2 separate regions of the Homo sapiens genome follow, and region 2 is linked to region 1. Evidence: chromatin loops called from intact Hi-C (ENCODE). Cell type or tissue: ascending aorta. All regions are shown on one strand.

Region 1 (8,000 bases):
TTGACTTCAGACGGACAGCTTGACAGGGTAATCTCAGAGAATAATCTGGCTGGAGATGGCCAGATTTCAGGGGAAGACTACCTTCCCGTCCCCTCCCCTTTTCACCTCCCCTTCCTGCTGAGAGCCACTTTCATTGGCAATAAAATCCCCCACATTTACCGTCCTTTGATTTATTCATGTGACCTCATTTCTCCTGGATGCTGCACAAGAGCTAAGGTGCCCATAAGTGTGGATACAAAAGGCCGTCACACTTGACCTTTGCCCTCACTGGTGGAAAGCAGCTGCCTCAAGTGAAAAGGCAAAGGGCCCAAGGAGCTGTTAACACTTAAGCGTCTGTAGACAGCAGAGCTAAAAGAGCACTGGAACACTCCCTCTGGGGCTTTAGGGGTTGCAGGCACCCCGTCAGACACTACTGTGGGGCCTGCAAAGGGTTTGGTTCCTGCCAATGCCCCAAAGCACTCACCCCAGCTCCTGTACCCCTTCCCCTGGGTGCTCCCTTCAGTGAGGGGTGGAAGGCAGTGGGTCTGGGTGAGTGGAGTTCACCCCTGCTGGCACCGAAGTGGCTGGCTGGTGGTTACAGCGTTCGTCCACTCCAGTTCCCGCCTCATTCACTTGTATGCTCCCTACCATGAGGAGCTGAAAGCTGTAGGATGGATAAACGAGGCACCACTATGGCGAGTCCCATGAAAGGGTCAAGGAAATATCCTACTTCATCTGGGGTCCTGTCTGGGATGCATCAAAAGGGTGAGTAAATGAGGATCTGCCGGATCTGTCTCTTCACTGAGTTATGCCATTTGCAGAGGACAGGATGCAACCCTGCCACCTCTTTCTTTCAGGTGAAAGGAATGTTGGCTCTGTTTCCCTTCACAGAGGTATAGCCGTCGTGTGGAGCTAGAATAAAGTCCTGGGCAATTGAAAGCATCTGGTCAAGGACACTCCTTGTTGTTGCTGGAAGGCCTCTAGACTGGCCCCCATCCCTGACTACCTATTAGGGCATCTATCAAGACCCCCAGACTTTTCTATGGTATCTTTCCTTTCTTTCTTTCGTGGTTTGAAATGGCTCGTATCCCTTCTTTTATAATGATAAGGGTATTGCTACAAAGTGCAGAAATGTTATTAGGTAGAATAAGCATTTGGCCCAGCCCCAGATATGTAATTCAGAACAATGTGATTGCCATCTGTTCTGAGAGGTGCCATCTCCACCCCCACCTCAATACCCGCAGGCACGTGCAGCACACAGCGGCTCCCCTCCTCCCCTGCTCCTCTCCCATCCGGGGCACTTGGTCATATTCACTGCATGCACGTGCCACACCCAATGGCCACATGTGGTGGGAGAGAACCGCAGCTGCTGCCAGGGCCCCAGGGCAGTGTCAGGGGCCCCACGCAGCCAGTTGGCCAGTGTTTCTCACTCGCTGTCCCCTCCCATCACACACCCACAGAGTGTTTTCTCCCCTGGCTGAGGGCTTCAGCTCAGTCCAAACTTGGGAAAGGATACAGTAATTAAAGGAACTCTGTTGTATAGAGCAAGAGGTTCTTCCCCACCTTAAACTATATATTTTTTCTCCTTCCTTGTCTATGCAACAGAGTTCTTTTCCTACCTTAGTACTCTGCTTATGATGGGGAACAAGCAGATGAGCGACCCCACTGGCTAATAACTACAAATTTGGCAAAGACTGTCTGGGACTTAAGCTAAATGAATCCATGTACCCCCGGAGACACTTTTTTGGTCCCAAATTCAATTATAAACTTTGGGTTGAAGTCCTAGAAAGGAAAACCATATCTGAGGGATCCAAAGCCAGGCAACAGGCACAGTGTAAATGGGCAGACTAATTCCTTCCGATTAAGCCCCCGCTTCACGAAAGGAGACCGTGCTCCACGGCATAGATAGGGCCTAGGGAACCCAAAGGTTGCCACAGTAGGAGGAATAGAGGCATTGGTGAGTGCAGATAATTACTATTCTCTAGGACCTCCCTGCTTCATGAGTGCAGGCTGCAATTGCACCCATGGGTGCGTCCGTCTAAGGTTGCTGGGTCTCAGGGATAAAAAGTCAGAAGAGAAAAGGGGGATGCCTGTTTTCTCTTTCCCTCACAGCAAGAGTTTTTGCTGAAAGAGGGAAGGGAAATGAGGAAGGCTTCTTCCTTCTCCCTCACAGCAAGAGTTTTTGCTGAAAGAGGGAAGGGAAATGAGGACGCCTTCTTCCCTCTTTCAGAATGGGCAACCAACTATCTTCACCATCCTCAATCTATACTCCTCTGGAGTGTATCCTTAATCACTGGGACTGCTTTGACCCTCATACTCTGGGGGAAAAATGCCTCATAGCTCTTTGCACAAAGCTTAGGCCAAATTATGATCTGCAGAAAGGACTGGCTTGGCCTCAGGAAGGAACCATTCATTTTGATACCATCCTGCCTTTGGACCTTTTCTGTAAACGTGAGGGCAAATGGTCTGAGGCTCTATATATGCAGACTTTCTTTGCCTTGCAGGCTAACCCAGACCTTTGCCAACAGTGTAGGATTCATCCAGCCTTCCTGTTTGCCATCTCAGGGGAGGCTGCAAGGGGCAATCCCAGGGAACTAAAGAAACAAAAAGAAACAAACCCCAGAGGTACCTCCAACAGGGGAACCAACTCCCTTTAGCCCTGCTCCTCCAGGTCCATTCTATACTCCCTGTCCAGTATTTTTTTCTCTCTCTCTTTTGCCCCTCCTAGAAATCCTCACCCTACACAAGCCCCAGTCTCACTCTTGGCCCTCCAACAGATGCCTGGTGAATTTGGTCCCAGTAAGGTCCAGGTCTCCTTTTCTGTACAAGACTTAAGGAAAATTAAGTGGGTATCTTGGCAAGTTTTTAGATGACCCTGACAGATATATAGATTGTTTCCAGAATTTAAACCAAGTATTCGAGCTCTTCTGGAAAGACATTATATTACTTTTGAATCAAACCTTAACACTGAGAAGCAGGCCACTTTGCAAGCAGCAGAGAGATTTGGGGATGAGCTGTGTATCACATATAGTGTCAGGGAAGGGGCCGAACTTTATCCAGCTGGGAGAGATGCAGACTCTAAATGGGATCCCAGTGACAAGATGGGAGAATGGAAGAGGAGATGTTTTCAGGCGTGCATAATAGAGGGCTTATGTAAGACTAGAACTAAGCTTCTCAACTGTACCAAGCTATCCATGATAGACCAAGGATTTGATGAGAATCCCAATGCCTTCCTGGAAAGGCTAAGAGAGGCCTTGATAAAGCAACACCTCTGTATCTCCTGATTCAGTTGGGGGACAACTAATTCTAAAGGATAAATTTATTACTTAGGCAGCCCCTGATATCAGGAGGAAGCTGTGGAAACAGGCCCTGGGACCAGATGGTACTTTAGAGAACCTCCTGAAAGTGACCACCTTGGTCTTTTAGAATAGGTCACTGGAATAGATTCTTGAATTTATTGTATCTGAGTAAAGTCCTGGGAAGCTGACAGAGTTACCTCCAGCAACTCAGAAGAGCACCAAAAATACCAATGTGAAGAGATCAGGGACCTCAAGCTAAAGATCTCAAAAGATAAGCATTAATAATTAACCTTCCATGGATAGTCTTTTTATGGTCTTGCCTATGATTGCTGTTCTTACCTTCATTCTGTTCTATACCATGGGGTACAGTAATGTTTTCAGAATGATTAGTGTATTTCACTTCTTATTTCTGTTGTCCTTGGCACTAGATTCTTTCCTTTTAACCCCTTGTTGTATAATACACATATTTGATCCATGCATACTTAACCTTGTAAAACTTGTGTCTTCTTGCCTAGATGCCATCGAACTCCAAACAGTCAGGAAACCAGCGCCTTGGATGATGGTTCCCTTTTGCTAGGGACCCTTAGGTAGACTTCTGGGAGGAATCTGACAGCTCGTTCTCCCCAAAACCACACCCCCTGTTAGCAAGAAGTAGCTAAAATCAGGCATCGTCCGTATTCTAGTGGCAATTAGATGTGCCTCTTCAGTCAGGGGACATGATGGGGGCAGGAGGCAGAAAATTTCTAGGCAGAAAAGGGTGGGTCCCTGGCAATAGCCCCATTCTCAAGTCAAAAGGCCTGAAACTGTGGCCCAAAGTGAGAACTTCTATCCCTGTTTTCCTGCTCAAATGTTGCCTTTCCCAAAACCATGTATGGCCCCAACCAGCCCTGATCCTGTGCCTATAAATACCCCAGACACAGCTGGCAGAGAAAGGAGTAGCAGCTGGATATCGAAGACTATGGCTGGACATTGGAGAGAAGTGGCTTGACTTCATAGGGACAGCTTGATGGCATAACTTCAGAGAAGAAACTGGCTGGAGACAGCCCGACTTCAGGAGAGGACCACCTTCCCACCCCGTCCTCTTTTCAACTCCCCTTCCTGCTGAGAGCCACTTCTTTGGCAATAAAGTCCCCCACATTTACCATCCTTCAATTTGTTTTTGTGATCTGATTTCTTCTGGACACCGGACAAGAGCTCAGGTGCCACAATTACAGATACAAAAGGCTGCCAAACTTACCCTGTGCTGGCAGAAGGCAGTCACCTTTTGCAAAAAAGCAGAGGGCCCACTGAGCTGTTAACACTTAAGCTGTCCATGGATGGCAGAGCTAAAAAAGCACTGTATTGCACCCTCTGGGGCTTCAGGGGTTGTTGGCACCCTGCCAAGACACTGCTGTGGGGCCTGCACGGAGTTTTGCTCCTGCTGACACCCAAAAGCACTTGCCCTGGCTCCTGCACCTGCTCACCTCCATGCTCCCTCCTGCAAGGGGTGGAACACAGGGTCCCAGTCAGTGAAGTGAGTTTGTTCCTGCCAGTGCCAAAGTAGCCGGCTGGTTCTAGCATTCATGCACTCCAGTTCCTGCCTCATTCACTTGCATGCTCCCTCCCATGAGGAGTTGAAAGCTGCAGGCTGGGTAAACGAGGCACCCCTATGGCAAGTCTTGCAAAAGGGCAAGAGAAACATCCTGCTTCGCCATAATGTGAGGACACTGCAAAAAGACCGTCTATGAACCAGAAAGTGGGCCCTCACCAGACAATCTGCTGGTACCTTAACCTTGAACTTCCCAGTCTCCAGAACTCTGAGAAATAAATGTTTATTGTTCATAAGCTACTCAGTGCATGGTATTTTGTTATGGCAGCCTGAACAAACTAAGAAAACTTCTTCATTTAAGAAATGTTTTCCTTATACCAAAATCAAAGAGGTATTCTCCTGTATTTCCTTCTAAATGCTTTAAAGTTTCGCCGTTCACATGTGAGGCTTTAATCTATCTGGAAATTATTTTGTGTGTGGTATAAGGTAGGGATACAATTTTATCTTTTCCCATATAAGTAACTAATTGTCTCAGCAGTGTTGTTAAATAGTATTTCTGTAATATATCAAGTATTGATAAATGTGCATGTATTTTGGGGCTTTCTTTTCTGTTTGTAACACAGGCTGCCCCAATACCACACTGCCATAATTTGTAAAGCTTTCTAATAAATATTGATGTGCATGGGGTAAATCCCTCTCCCTCATTGTCCACTCTGGGATTTTTTGTTCTTTGATATGCCTTTTAGAAATAACTTTTCAATTGTCTAAAAATTCAATTTTTTTTTTACTGGAATTGTATTGACACTATAGATCAGATTAGGCAGAATTTAAATCTTTATGATATTAGATCTTTCTATCTGTATATCTGATAAATTTAACAAAATAAGTCGTCTTTTATGTCTTTCCATAAAGTTTTACAATTTCTCCAAACAGATTTGGCACAATTTGTTAGATTCCCAAGGATCTTATATTTTTTCATTGCTATATTAAATGTCATTTTTTAAGAAATAACAAAGTTTTGTTGATATTTAAAAATGCAATTGATGTTTGTATATTGATCTTATATATACTCATTTTGCTCTATTCTCTTTTTTATTCTAGTAAATAGTGTAAATCACCAATCTAAAAATAATGAGCATTTTGTTACTTTCATCCTGATCTTTATGCCTTTAATTTTTTTCTTCTTTTCCTCCTAAATTGACAAGGGGCTTTGGTAAATGTTTAATATACACAGTGATAGAGCACCTTATTTTGGTCCTAATTTTAAAGGGAGTACTTCCAACGTTTCTCTATTAATAATGAAGTTTGCTTTAAGTATTTTTAGATAATCTTTGTTGAGAGAAAAATATTTTCTTCTCTTCTCAGAGATTGCTGAATTATTTTTAAGCCGAATACGTGTTGTATTTTATCAAATGATTATTCTGCTTCTATTTAGTTGGTATGTGACTTTTCTTCTTTACTTCATTAATGTGATGAATTACATTTACTTTTTTCTAATGTTAAACCACTCTTGGCATTTCTGGGATGAACTCAGTTACATGTGTGATATAATAGCTTCTTTTTATTCTACTAAATTTAGTTTGATATTTTGTTTAGGCTTTTTCCAACTATGTTTATGAAGCAAGTAAATAAGGTTATGAGCAACCTGCCAGGCTGTGTTTTACAATTAGTATGTATTGCTAGTTGAGTGCAATACTTGTATGGGAACAGATATTTACTAGCCATTCAACAGATACTTTTTATATTGATAATGAAAGTAATAGAGTTGACAGAGTGTCTTTTCCTACTGGAAAAATACCACTTTAAGATTATGGTTTGGAAGATAAGGGGAAGTCTTCTCTGATTACAGAGCCCATCATAGATACAATAATTACAGCAAGTCTACATGTTTCCAAATAATGTCTACACAGCCAATAGAGAATAAAAGCATTACCAAACCAGAATAGTATTTCTAAGGCTCTAAAATATCACAGTGAAAATTATTTTTGGGAATGGAATGTCCTTGTTCACAGAGTAGAATTCCCTGACTTTAAATAGAATATTGTATCTCTCTAAGAATACATTTCACTGATAGTCCCAAATGTTGCAGTGGAAATTAAAAGGGACAAGATAATTGACAGTTCCCTCAATTCAGCATGTCACTTGTTATCACAATAATTATACCCACTGTTCTCCTTATATTCCTTACCTTTCACCTTGACACAAAAATCATAATTTGTATGTTTTTCTAACTAATTTTAGATATGAAATACAACAGAAATAATCTCATTTTAAGGTCATTATAATGCTTCCTATAATAACAGTATTTTTGCATTATTTTCTTTTATTTAATCATTATTGTAGAACTTAATATTGTTCTATCATCACATTTTGCAATTTGTCATAATATTTCTTTATGACTTGATTTCACATACCAAAAAGTGTATCAAAATCAACCATTTGAAATGATAAAGCAACCTCAAAATAGATCATTTAAAATTTTCTGCATCGCAGAAAACTAAATACACATCTAAATGCATGTAACGCAAAGGGGCACATTAGTATGGTTTGAGAACTCAGATTATTTTTACAAGTAATATTTACCCAGAAATTAAGAAATAGCAAGAAAAATAAAAAGAACAAATGGGCCATGAAATTTTCTGTCTTCCAAAAGGAGAGGATTTCCCTCATTATTATTCTCTCAATGAATTATTTTGACCCTTCAGCATATGTGAGAATTTTAGAAGCTAACAGGTGAATTGCTTTGCCATGATAAAAATAGAAAGAGAGCTGTGCATAGGAATGTGTCTTAGGCTGTTACTTTGATGAAACGGCCTAACCCTGGAGATATAACTGAACTTGGAACATGATGAAAGTCATTTAAACTCCAGTACTGAAACAAAGGCTAAGAAACAAAAAGGAAAGCCTTCAAATGAGGTGTAATATAAGGGTTGATTTTGTTTATTTCTGAGGTATATCATATGAAGGGATGTGTCACATTGTAGTGTTTGTCATGATCGACTGTCATAGTTAATGTAATTTTCAAGAGTCTTGTGCTATATCCTTCTAAGTATGTGATTCACTGTGTGGCAACTCCAATCTCGAATGTTAATAATCCACATTTCTCTCACTGATACTTTTTATTTGTCATTTATCCAACATATTCATTTCTATCTGACTGTAGGGGAGAACAATGACAGCTATTCCAGAAAGAA
Region 2 (8,000 bases), 180 kb before region 1:
AGGCAGGAGAGTAGAGTCTGAAGGCAGGGAACCTAAGGCTGATTCACACAAACTTCGTGGAATTAAATTAAAAGAAAAAAAACCCTTCACCCTGGCCAATGATTAGTCTGCTGGGACCTTCATTTGCATAAGGTGCCAATTCATGCCAGCTGCTGATTGGCCACAGACCAGACCTGCACTCTGGCCTATGATTGGCCCATTCCGGGACCTTCATTTGCATAAGGCACCAATCCATGACAGTCGTGGATTGGCTGCAGGCCAATTCACTTCTGCCTCTAATTGGCCATGGGCCAGCTCTTCATTTACATAGGGTGTAACCAATGGGAGACCTCTAAAGGGCACTTAAACCCCAGAAGACTTTGCTACCAGGTATCTTGAGCCACTTGCTTGGGCCTGTTCCTTTTCCATGGAGTGTACTTTCACTACTGTTGCCTTCTGCTCCAATAAATCTATGCTTTCACTGATTGTTCATGCATGCTGTTCAATTCTTTGTTCGATATACCAAGAACCTGGACAAATCACGACTGGAAAATTCTACCCAGTAACACTGCTGCTCTTCAGCTTATCTTGTTGTTGTTCTTGCTTTCTATGGATTTTCTTGCCTTTTATGATACATCCTCCATGCCAGTCATGTGCTTTGGTCTTGAACCTCCACTTTTTGCTCTGCACTTGAGCCTTCTTTTCCTCTTGATTTTCCTAGGTTTTGATCTACTGTGGCCTGGCCCTTCTGTTTTATGTTTGCTTTCCTTTCCATTCTAGGCATATTTTCTAATATTCTTTTTGGCATGGCAGAGTAAACACTGAGATCCTTTTTTTGTCCAGCCTGACTCTCAGCATTGACTAACTCCTACTCTACATCCAGCCCTACTCCTCCCTGCTATCAAACCCATTTCTTGCCTCTGTATTTTCAATTCACCTAGTCAAAAGTTGGCAAAAGGGAGTGGCATAGTGCTAAATACTGTGGCACCTCCTTGGGGCACAGGGAAACGCTTGAATACTTCTTGCAGTTGGAATTGAGACATAAACCGTTACGTCTGATGCCTTGGAAAATGTGGATGGGCTCAGGACAAGCCTGTAAAAAAAGAATCTCAACAACTAGATCTTCAACACTAGGATACTCAAGTGACTGTAGTGAAAGATCTCCCTCTTACTTTACAAACAGTAGGACATGAAGCAGTAAAGGTTTTTTTCCATCAGCTGGAGAGATGAGCAGCAGAGGTCAAAAGCAGCTCAGGGACAACACATGGGCAGACTGACAGAGTTTTGCCAGCTCAGAGAACCATTGCAGGTGGCATTTGGTGATGGAGATTCACAGCCAGGCAGTTACAGAGCTCCAGGTGGCAACAGCAGACATTTCAAGGGCACAGGAAGTAAAGGTTAGGTCAGTGTTTCCTCATGTGCAGCCCCAGGAGAGTCCTAGGAAGTTCTTCAAGCCAAATGATTAGAAAACAAATCAGAAGGACGGCAAGCATTGAGTTGGAACATAAGGACAGCAGAAGTACCAGCAGTAGGAAAATTACATGGGAACTTACACTCCCTTCTTGTGGGACTTTCAGATAAACACAATTAAGGGGAAGAAGGGGTGTTCTGAGTGTTTGCACATTGGAAAGTAGGCTATATTCTAGGAGGACTTAGGGATAAAACCAGCAATATAGTCTTAACCTATGGTTCATATGCCAATAAGACCTGGGGTTATATGCACATTATTTGGGAAACAACATTGCATAGTGCCAAAAGCTCTAAGAGAAATTTAATATTTATGACTCATTGTGGAGCTCTTAATCACTTGCTGACTGACTTTCCTATTTATAACAAATGCAGTTGTACACAGCCATTTCCTTCCAATATAAAAATAAAATATATACACATACCACACATACACAGAAATGCCTCATTAAAAAGACCGGAGGGTAACAGGGTAGAAAGAGAAGAGTGTTAGAAAACCGAAAATGAATGCAAATAGACAGCACACTCAAAAATGTGGGCCACTTGGGGGGAAATTGTAATTGTCATTTTCAGCTTTCTAACACTCTTCATCTTCATTGGTCTGGGAACTGTGTCCCTTTGGCAAATTAAGTTATTGGAAAAGATGATAGTCTTGCATTTATATTGCAACTTATTTGCAGGGATTCAAAATACTTGTCTGTGGTTGTTGAGCTGCCTTCACTTCCTATCTGAATGCATTTTCCAAGATGTCTATGTGGGGAATATAGTATCCCAATTTTTTTGAATGAATGAATCCAAAGCAACCAGTCCATTTGAATAGTCATCACAGTGCATAGACAGTTTCTATCAATGAAACTTGAAGTTGGGATGGAAGGATAACTGTACATCAATCAGGGAGAAAGAGAGAGCTGGTTTAGGATCTTAGCAAGGGAAGGTTGAGATGTTACCAAAAACAATAAGCAGAGGAAGAAGTTAGGATACAAGATCTAGATGGCTAACTTCATGAGAAGTAAAATCAGATGCAGGGTGAGGTGCAGGATTGAGGTTTTAGAGTTCAGTGGAGATGCTGGTGGAATAGGCAAGGTTCCTCCACATATCAGATGCGTCTTGTGCTAGTTCCTTCATCTCACTATATCACAGCTTCCTAAATTTTTTAAATGGGGATGATTATAATACCACTTCACAGATATTTTGCAAAGATAGAGTGAATTAATATTTGCAAAGCTCTTATTATTATATTAAAATGACTTGTAATTAGTCCTCAAAGAAGGAAAATTAGGAGGACAGAGCCTTGAGTTTCAACAAATAACCCATAATTAAGCAGGCTTATGTCTCAGTTATCTCTGAAACTCCATGCCCACCAGAGTGCCTGGCACACTGTAGATGCACAGTAAACACTTCATAAATTGCCTTGATTCCATGTCATGTCCTGCAAGCTGGTACAGACACTTACCTGACGTAGCCCATTCTGGCAGGTGCTATAAGACTCTGGATCTTAGAAAGCAAGTTGCTCATGCTGGAGTCAATCTCTGCATTTGCATCAGTGCTACTAGAGAGTGGTAGCCTAGTGAGTGAAACTGTCTCTTGGTCATTGGCGCTTTTCTGGCACAGTGTGCTCACCATGTGACCATCAGTTCAGGGATGTCCTATGCAGTGGCTATTTTAAAAATAATTATAATATAGCAGCTATAGTAATATACTAGCATATTATTATTAGTGACCCAACATTTTCTCTTAGTTACAATTCTGTGCTTTAAATATATTAGTAGTCTCCGTTCCCATAATGGTGTAGGACACTGTCAAAATGTTCAATATCTCCTGTAGTAATCTTATCTGGGCATCATCAATTGATCATGCAATATCAATCACAATGTATTGAGGGCCTCCAGTGGACAGAACGGAGCACAAGCTATGCAAAGTTAAGATTTTAGGATTTATGCCTCTGGCATTATGCCTAGCACTTACTAAAGCACTGAAAAAATTCTTGTGAAAAAGAACTGACTGGCTTTTAAGGAATTCATGTATTGCTCAGTAAATGCAGTACTAAAATAGATCCAATCGTTAAACACATATTTATTGAGTTCCTACTTGGTGCCAGGCACTCTTATAGGATCTGGAGCTCAAGTGTGGACTAAAACAAGCTGTTTTCTGTGGATATGACATTTGACAAATAATTAGAAAATAAACAAAATAATTTTAAATAAAGATAAGTACTATGATTAAAACACCACAAGGTAACGGGAGAGATGTGTGATTGAGTAGTTATTACTGAAGTTACTGTTAGGAGGTCTTTTTTAGGATAAGACTTGAAATGACCAGAATGTTCCAAGTATCCACAGATCTAACACAAGAATGATCTCATCATATTAGGAAAACAGAAAGAAAGCTGTTGTCTAGTGAGTGAGGGGCCATGGAGGAGAGGGGTTCAGAGGGGAAGGGGTCCAATAGAGTGGGGTTTCATAAATGGCTTGGATTTTATGTGTAATGGGATGCTTCTGGGAAGATGGGTTTGTGCCAGAAAGTGATATGGCCTGCTGAGACCAATGTAGTCACTCAGGAGAGAGTGTACTGCAGTGGGACAAAAGTAGAATCATGACCAGTTAGGAGGCTATTGCAGTGAGCTATGTAAGACAAATAATGGCTTGGACTTAGATGGTAGCAGCGGACATACAGTGAATTGGATGAATTAAAGACATGCTTTGGAGTTACCACCAATAAGCCTTGATGGGTTGGATGTTGGGGGTGAGAGAAATGGAGGAATTCGGATGTCTCCTGGGTTTTGGCTTTAGTAATTAGATGATTTGTGGTACCATTTACTTAAATGAAGAAAACCAGAAGAACAGGTTTAGGAGAGTTAGAAATCAATAATCCTGTTTGGAGCATATTAAGTTCAAGATGTAATACTGTTTCCAATTTTGATCTCAGCGAGCTACATGGCAATTCACTGGAGAAGTCTTATCTGTTAAATTTTTAGTGGAAAAAGTGATTATTGAAGAGTCTGAAAGAAATGGTTTAGATCCCAAAGAGCACAGATAGGAGTCTGCAAAGACATTTTCCATTTTAATGAGCCACGAAGCTACCATAGGGAAAGCTAAAAAGAAAATCCCTGGGTGGCTGGCAAGATGGCCGAATAGGAACAGCTCCAGTCTGCAGCTCCCAGCAAGATCAATGCATAAGGTGGGTGATTTCTGCATTTCCAACTGAGATACCCGGCTTATCTCACTGGGACTAGTTAGACAGTGGGTGCAGCCCACGGAGGGTGAGCCAAAGCAGGCTGGGGCATTGCCTTACCTGGGAAATGCAACGGGTTGGGGAACTCCCTCCCTTACCCAAGGGAAGCCATGAGGGACTGTGCCCTAAGGAATGGTGCATTCCAGCCCAGATACTATGCTTTTCCCATGGTCTTCACAACCTGCAGACCAGGAGGTTCCTCCCTTGGGTGCCTACACCACCAGGGGCCTGGGTTTAAAGCATAAAACTGGGTGGCCATTTGGGCTAGCTGTAGGAGTTTTTTTTTTTTTTTTTTTTTTTTTTTTCATATCCCAGTGGCACCTGGAATGCCAGTGAGACAGAACCATTCATGCCCTGGGAAAGGGGGCCGAAGCCAGGGAGCCAAGTGGTCTAGCTCAGTTGATCCCACCCCCATGGAGCCTAGCAAACTAAGATCCCCTGGCTTGAAATTCTTGCTGCCAGCACAGCAGTCTGAAGTTGACCTGGGAGGCTCGAGCTTGGTTACGGGAGAGGCATCAGCCATTACTGAGGCTTGACTAGGCAGTTTTCCCCTCACAGTGTAAACAAAGCCACCGGGAAGTTCAAACTGAATGGAGCCCACCACAGCTCGGTGAAGCTGCTGTAGCCAGACTCTCTCGATTCCTCCTCTCTGGGCAGGGCATTTCTGAAAGAAATGCAGCAGCTCCAGTCAGGGGCTTATAGATAAAACTCTGATCTCCCTGGGACAGAGCACCTGGGGGAAGGGGCAGCTGTGGGTATAGCTTCAGCAGATTTAAACGTCCCTGCCTGCTGGCTCTGAAGAGAGCAGCAGATCTCCCTGCACAGTGCTCAAGCTCTGCTAAGGGGCAGACTGCCTCCTCAAGTGGGTCCCTGACCTCCATGCCTCGTGAGTGGGAGACACCTCCCAGCAGGGGTCGACACACCCCTCATACAGGAGAGCTCTGGCTGGGATCTGGCAGGTGCCCCTCTGGAATGAAGCTTCCAGAGGAAGGAGCTGGCAGCAATCTTTGCTGTTCTGCAGCCCCTGCTGGTGATACCCAGCAAACAGGTTGTGGAGTAGACCTCCAGCAAACTCCAGCAGACCTGCAGCAGAAGGGCGTGTTAGAAGGAAAACTAACAAACAGAAAGGAACAGCATGAACATCAACAGAAAGGACATCCACGCCAAAACCCCATCCAAAGGTGAGCAACATCAAAGACCAAAGGTGAATGAATCCACAAAGATGAAGAAAAAACAGCACAAAAAGTCTGAAAATTCTGAAAACCAGAACACCTCTTCTCCTCCAAAGGATCACAACTCCTCACCAGCAAGGGAACAAAACTGGATGGAGAATGAGTTTGATGAATTGACAGAAGTAGGCTTCAGAAGGTGGGTAATAACAAGCTCCTCTGAGCTAAAGGAGCATGTTCTTACCCAATACCAGGAAGCTAAGAACCTTGAAAAAAGGTTGGGGGAATTGCTAACTAGAATAACCAGTTTAGAGAAAAACATAAATGACCTGATGGAACTGAAAAACACAGCATGAGAACTTCATGAAGCATACACAAGTATCAGTAGCTGAATTGATAAAGCTGAAGAAAGGATATCAGAGACTGAAGATGAATTTAATGAAATAAAGCATGAAGACAAGATTAGAGAAAAAAGAATGAAAAGGAATGAACAAAGTCTCCAAAAAATATGAGACTATGTGAAAAGACCAAATCTACGTTTGATTGGTGTACATGAAAGTGACAGGGAGAATGGAACCAACTTGGAAAATACACTTCAGGATATTATCAAGGAGAATGTCCCCAACCTAGCAAGACAGGGCAATATTCAAATTCAGGAAATACAAACACCACAAAGATATTCCTCGAGAAGAGCAACCCCAAGAAATGTAATCATCAGATTCAGCAAGGTTGAAATGAAGGAAAAAATGTTAAGGGCAGCCAGAGAGAAAGGGTGGGTTACCCACAAAGGGAAGCCAATCACACTAACAGTGGTTCTCTCTGCAGAAACCCTACAGCCAGAAGAGAGTGGGGGCCAATATTCAACATTCTTAAAGAAAAGGATTTTCAACCCAGAATTTCATATCCAGCCAAAGTAAGCTTCATAAGTGAAGGCGAAATACATTCCTTTAAGGACAGGCAAATGCTGAGAGATTTTGTCACTATCAGGCCTGCCTTACAAGGGCTCCTGAAGGAAGCACTAAATAAGGAAAGGAAAAACTGGTATCAGCCAGTGCAAAAACATACCAAATTGTAAAGACCATCAACACTATGAAGAAATTGCATCAACTAACGGCAAAATAACCAGCTAGCATCATAATGAAAGGATCAAATTCACACATAACAATATTAACCTTCAACCTAAATGGGCTAAATGCCCCAGTTAAAAGACACAGACTGGCAAATTGGATAAAGAGTCAAGGACTATCAGTGTGCTTTATTCAAGAGACTCATCTCACATGCAAAGACACACATAGGCTCAGTATAAAGGGATGGAGGAATATTTACTAAGCAAATGGAAAGCAAAAAAAAAAAAAAAAAAAAAAGCAGGGGTTGCAATCCTAGTGTCTGATAAAACAGACTTTAAACCAACAAAGATAAAAAAGACAAAGAAGGGCATTACATAATGGTAAAGGGATCAATGCAACAAAAAGAGCTAACTATCTTAAATATATATGCACCCAATACAGGAGCACCTAGACTTATAAAGAAAGTTATTAGAGACCTACAAAGAGACTTAGACTCTCACTTAATAATAGTGGGCGACTTTAACACCCCACTGTCAATATTAGAAAGATCAACGAGACAGAAAATTAACAAGGATATTGAAGACTTGAACTCAGCTCTGGACCAAGTGGACCTAATAGACATCTACAGAACTCTCCACCCCAAATCAACAGAATATACATTCTTCTCAGCACCACATTGCACTTATTCTAAAATTGACCACATAATTGGAAGTAAAACACTTCTCGGCAAATGCAAATGCATGGAAATCATAACAAACAGTCTCTCAGACCACAGTGCAATCAAATTAGAATTCAGGATTAAGAAACTCACTCAAAACTGCATAACTACATGGAAACTGAACAACCTGCTCCTGAATGACTACTGGCTAAATAATGAAATTGAGGCAGAAATAAATTCTTTGAAACCAATGAGAACAAAGACACAATGTAGCAGAATCTCTGGGACACAGCTAAAGCAGTGTTTAAAGGGAAATTTATAGCCCACAAGAGAAAGCGGGAAAGATCTAAAATTGACACCCTAACATTACAATTAAAAGAACTAGAGAAGCAACAGCAAACAAATTCAAAAGCTAGCAGAAGACAATAA

Evidence for each region. Peaks named below come from ENCODE experiments on the same cell type or tissue, not always from the same donor. Only the 100,000 strongest peaks of a DNase experiment are listed, where the experiment ranks them.
Region 2: a loop joins it to region 1, with 3.0 times the contacts of the local background. A loop is called at or near these places in 2 of 110 quality-filtered maps.

Annotation. Positions count from the first base shown.
Region 1 is chr9:75,641,530-75,649,529 of GRCh38, reverse strand. No RefSeq gene overlaps it. Among named protein-coding and RNA genes, the nearest start is that of PCSK5, 250 kb to the left of the region's middle. In ascending aorta, no CTCF peak of the experiment used is centred here; a DNase peak (open chromatin) is centred at 4,611; H3K4me3 peaks cover 477 bases; H3K27ac peaks cover 1,612 bases.
Region 2 is chr9:75,818,775-75,826,774 of GRCh38, reverse strand. No RefSeq gene overlaps it. Among named protein-coding and RNA genes, the nearest start is that of PCSK5, 68 kb to the left of the region's middle. In ascending aorta, no CTCF peak of the experiment used is centred here; no DNase peak of the experiment used is centred here; H3K27ac peaks cover 3,918 bases.